Regions from separate parts of the Mus musculus genome. Here region 2 is linked to region 1. The links are chromatin loops, found by intact Hi-C in ENCODE. Cell type or tissue: left cerebral cortex. All regions are shown on one strand.

Region 1 (2,500 bases):
TCTTGGTCCTCTGCAAGAGCAGAAAGTACTCATAACTGGTAAACCTCATCTCAAGTCTTGTGTTTCTATTTTTATTTTAAAAACCCACCTGACTGTCTCTGCCTTTTTAACTGTGGGTGTTGGGTCATTTACATTTAATATAATTATTGATTACCTGGTTATTTATGTAATAATTGTCTCATCTGTTTGTTGTTCTTTTAGGTTGTACTTCTAAGACTTGTTAGGTGAGGCCAGAGATGGGCATTTAGGACCTTTTATTTCTTGCTGTTCAGGCAGGACTCCAGGCGATCTGCCCATAGCGTGTGAATTAGGCTTTCTAGTTGCAGTAAGCAGGGGTGATTCTGGGATGGAAATGATGGCTCACACTGTCCCCTTTCTTTTGGGTGGTTATGTCCTGGCCTTGGCCATTTTACTGAACACACATGCTGCCCGGTTCTCTGGAGGATGCCTGATAGGGAACTCTGTACACTTACAGTTAGAGCAGGAGGCACAAAAGGACCAAGGACAAGATATCTTCAAAGACCTGCTTCCTATGACCTACTTCAGCTTGGTCCAGTTTCCAAGTATACAGAATCCTCCGGAATAATAGTACCTCCATCTGGGGACCAAATGGTCTAAATATGAGCCCATGGAGGGACTGAAGCCATTAACCACTGTCTAGGCTCTGCCGTTAGTAGAGGGGGACTTCCTCGAGGGCAGAGACTTGGTTAGGGTTGGGTTGCTTGTTTCTAGAACAATGTTGGTATACAGTAGGTGCTTAATGAAACAGAGCAAACATATGAATAGATATTTTTGGGCATTAGGTAAATCCACTTCTTGTGTGACCCTGAACCAGACATGTGACCCCTCAGGTGGCATCCTTAGTGGGTACTGTCCATTCTGCCCATTTATAATGCTGGAGAGGGCCAGGTCTGGATACAAGGATGATTGATAGCTCTAGGCTTTGGATTGGCACTGTCACCACCAGAGGGCGCCCGATGCCCACACTATGGATCGGGGCTTTCCGAAGCTGTCGGATGCAGGTGGTACAGGTTTCAATTCCTGTTGCTCCTTTTCCATGGTTCCCCACTTAGAGACAGCCCTGGGGGGATTTCCCACCGTTGTTTTCCCACATAAAGGAAAGTGCGGGTCCATTAGGGTGAGGACTGTTCTAAATGTTCCATGACTTCTTCTGTGTGCTAGACTCCAAACCTTACCTTGGACAAGATAAGGACATTCCTAGTGTTCTAGAGCTGGGTCCTCTTAGACCCAGGAAAACCCTTCACCCAAGGTCACATCTCAGCTGTGGGTGTGTTTGGTCCCAATGAACCTCCTGTTCTGAGTGTGCCCATGGCCTCGGAACCGGTCTCTTTCCAGTTATGCTCTTTTACCCAACTGCAGCCCCAGAGCCTTTGCTTTGCTGTTCCCTCCAACAACACTGTCCCTGCCGTTCTTCATACAGTTGGCAATTCAGGCGGCAGGTCAGGTGCTCCCTCCCAGAGAAGTCTTAAGTGTCGATACCCGACTCCATCCAACCACCCGCTTGTTTTGCGTCCTCTAGAAATGGTTCTCAATCTAGGGGTCACGACCCCTGGGGCTCTAAAGACCCTTTCACAGATATTTATAATCGTGACCTTCTAAAGACCCTTTCACATTTATTCAGATTTCACATTTATTCACAACAGCAGAAGAATTGCCGTTATGAAGTAGCAATGAAAACAATTTTGTTGGGGGTTACCATAATACCAGGAGCTATTGAAAGGTTGCAGCGTTAGGGAGGTTGAGAACCACTGTTCTAGAGCATTTTTAACCCCTCTGAAGTCAGCCGTGTTCCTGGTTTCTGATGGCTAATGCTGTCAGTTATTAGAAGGAAGGCCCATGGCCAGCGTGTTTCCAGAAAGGCTCTGTATTGCACTTGGCAGTGGGAGAAGCCATGTGGGCACTTCTGAGCGAGGGAGTGATAGGGCGGTGGGCTGCTTGTCACCCCCATCCTCAGACACCTAAGTGGAACTTTAGTTCCTCCTGCTTAAACTCTGGGTTTTTGTTGTTGTTGTTGCTGCTGTTTTGTTTTGTTTGCCAGTGAGGGGGACAGGGTGGTGGCTAAGAGTCACAGGGGGAAGAGAGATTTTTCTCTGGGTACGCTTTTGTGTGAATTATGAATTACACGCCTATATTGACTATTGGAAACGATGAGTGAGAGGCTGGGGAGATGCCTCAGTGGGCAAATTGTATACAGCCACGAGGACCAGAGTTTGAGCCCCAGACACCGAGTAAAAAGCCAGGTGCTTTGGCAAGCTTTTTAAATCTCAGCACCAGGGAGGTGGAGACATGGGGATCCCTGGGGTTCACTGGCCAGCGGCTTAGCTTAACTGACCAGCCTCACATCAACCAATGAGAGGGTGCCATCTCAACACACACACACACACACACACACACACACACACACCACACACACACACACACACACACACACACACACACACACCAGAACAAATACACTTCCCCCTCCAAACTACAACAT
Region 2 (2,500 bases), 820 kb after region 1:
TTCATGCTCCCCACCCTCTACCTGTAACACACACACACACACACACACACACACACACACACACACACACACGCACACACACACCACACACACACACCCGCGCACGGATCGCTCCGCAGGATTCTCGGTCTGCCCACCCCAGGTACATGCTCATCCTCACAGTCTCCGGTCCTTACATGTAGACGTTCCCTCCAGGTTGCTCTCTCCTCCATCTGGCCTCAGGATAGCCAGCCTGAGGATCCCTTGCTGCTTAGGGTCTACGAAATTTCACTTTCTAAGGTGCAGAGGACAACAAGCCACCCTGGATTGACCCCCTTCGTGTATCAAAAGAACACCTAGAAAGGTGATGGTCACACCGTGGGAGGGACTTCCTTTGATTCAAACTATCCATCTCCGGGGTCTCCCTGTGGTCACCAGGAGGGGACACGGCAAGTTATCCATCAGTGGAAGGACAGCTGTATCACCCACCAGTAAAGCCCTTACTGGCTCTGGGCCTCTCCCCACTGTGGATGTGAGGAAATTAGAATGTTGGGGGAAGTCAGAGCGCCTTGCATAAGGCAACACACCCACACAACCAGGAGGCAGGAGCTCGTCCTCAGCGGAGTCACGACCTGCTATGACTGCAGTAACTGTGTCACTTCTGATGTCAAGGATTGGGCTCCAGCCCTCTGCTGCAGGAAAGGCTTCAGGGACCAACCAAAGTTGCACAACTTCCCCTCTGGTCACAGCGGGAGGCACCAGCCGAGCTGTGGGTAGACCCCAGCGCCACTGGCAGCCCCACTCTCCGTGTCTGCAAGTGGGACTCCGCTATCTCCCCCCCCCCCTTTTTTTCACAGAAGCTACTAGGAGGCGAGCTGGCCTTGGCCCGCTCTCCCCTAAAATGCCTTTCATGGTCCTAATTCGTTTGGCAGCTTTTGCAGAAAAACTCACACGGGGATTGCAAATGAATTCAAGCCCCCAGCTCCCAGGAGGAGAAGATGGAGAGAGGAGGCACAGGAAGTTTGAGTAGGAAGGTGACTCTAGCCTGGCCCAGGAGCCCTCCACCCACCTGCAAAGCCCATACTCCTGCCAGCGGGAGCCCGAGCCCTCCCAGCCCCTGGCAGGAGCCAAGTGTTCTCTCCTTTTGAAAAGCTTGCCAGTCCTTGTCCTCAGAGTGTTTGGAGTTAGGTCCATTATGAGGAGTCTCCTTTTGAGTAGAGACACATTCAAATCCAGATGCGGTCCCCTCAGAACAAAAGGCCCTCCAAGTTCTCTTCTCCAGCCCGACTGGCCTCCTTTGAGGAAGAATGGCTCTCCTAAGTGGAATTCATTCCTCCAGCCAAGAACCTGCTGTTCTGAATTTGTTAAACGCAGTTTAATAGCCTTCCTCCATTCCGTTTCAGACGGGAGGGGGGCTCAAGGTGAAAGGCCACCACTGATGGGTTCATTGGATTGGATGGACTTCATGAAGAAGAGAAAGCTGCATTCTTTTTATTTATTTAGATTTTTTCCCCTCCCAACATCCAAGACACATACCCTAACAACACAAGTATGAGAGGAAACACAGATTGCCAAAGGACCTCTCCAGTGGCCTGCTCCATTTTACCCAATCAAAAAAAAACCTTGCAGGAAAGAGGAAGGAGTTACTCAACATGCACATAGACAACAACAGGCGCAATGGCTCATGTCTGCAGCCCCAGCGCTCGGGAAGACAGGGCAGGAGGATTGTGGCGAGTTGGCAACCATAGAGTGAATTCCTGGCCAGCCTAGGCTACAGCGTGAGACCCTGTCAAAGAAGGAGGAAGGGGAGTTAGGGATATGGTTTAGTTGGTAAAGCTCTTGCCTAGCATACACAAAGTCCTGAGTTCGATGCCCAGGACTCCATCAACTAGGCGTGGCAGTGCCTGTCATCCCAGCACATAGAGATGAAGGCAGGAGACTCAGAAGTTCAAAGTCATAATCAGCAACATAGGAAGTTGAGGGGCCAGCCTGAGGTATATGAGGCTCATTAAAAAGGAGGTAAAGAGCTAGCTCGGTGGTTAAGGGCACTCCCACAGAATAAAACTAAAACCTTTCCAAAGGAATGACATGATGTCCTGCTTCCAACCGCTTATTTTCAAAGGGAACCTTAATGTAGAGGAACTGTGGACTCCATATTTGTTTATGCCCCTGTGTATAGTTATCCAACAGGGATTTCTATGAGGAGAGTCTAGTATTTGTGTTAAAGCCACCTGAAAACTGCAGCCAGGAACCCTGTCCTCGTTCTTCTTGCATACCGCTGACATCGGGGAACTCACTACCTCTGCGTGATGAGATTTAACTGCGTGTCAAATGGGCATGCCTTTTGTACCTGGGCTACCTCTGCTGAAGGAAACATGGCATGGTGACTAGGGCGCAGCTAGCCAGAGGATCTGGAACCTCTCTGTCCCCATCCATGTGTGAGGAACCACAGTGCACTGGGCACCTTGGTGAACAGTTGTCATGCACAGAGTGACAGACACCACGGGAGAACATAGCAATC

The links. Peaks named below come from ENCODE experiments on the same cell type or tissue, not always from the same donor. Only the 100,000 strongest peaks of a DNase experiment are listed, where the experiment ranks them.
Region 2: it touches region 1 in a loop (2.7-fold over the local background); 2 of 42 quality-filtered maps call a loop at or near these places.

The regions. Positions count from the first base shown.
Region 1 is chr4:125,961,410-125,963,909 of GRCm38, reverse strand. No RefSeq gene overlaps it. Among named protein-coding and RNA genes, the nearest start is that of 2610028E06Rik, 40 kb to the right of the region's middle. In left cerebral cortex, a CTCF peak has its summit at 965 (motif pointing right); a DNase peak (open chromatin) is centred at 974.
Region 2 is chr4:125,143,523-125,146,022 of GRCm38, reverse strand. The region is part of intron 1 of Gm40246 (a long non-coding RNA gene); the gene reads left to right. Among named protein-coding and RNA genes, the nearest start is that of Gm32611, 1.4 kb to the left of the region's middle. In left cerebral cortex, no CTCF peak of the experiment used is centred here; DNase peaks (open chromatin) are centred at 664 and 1,186.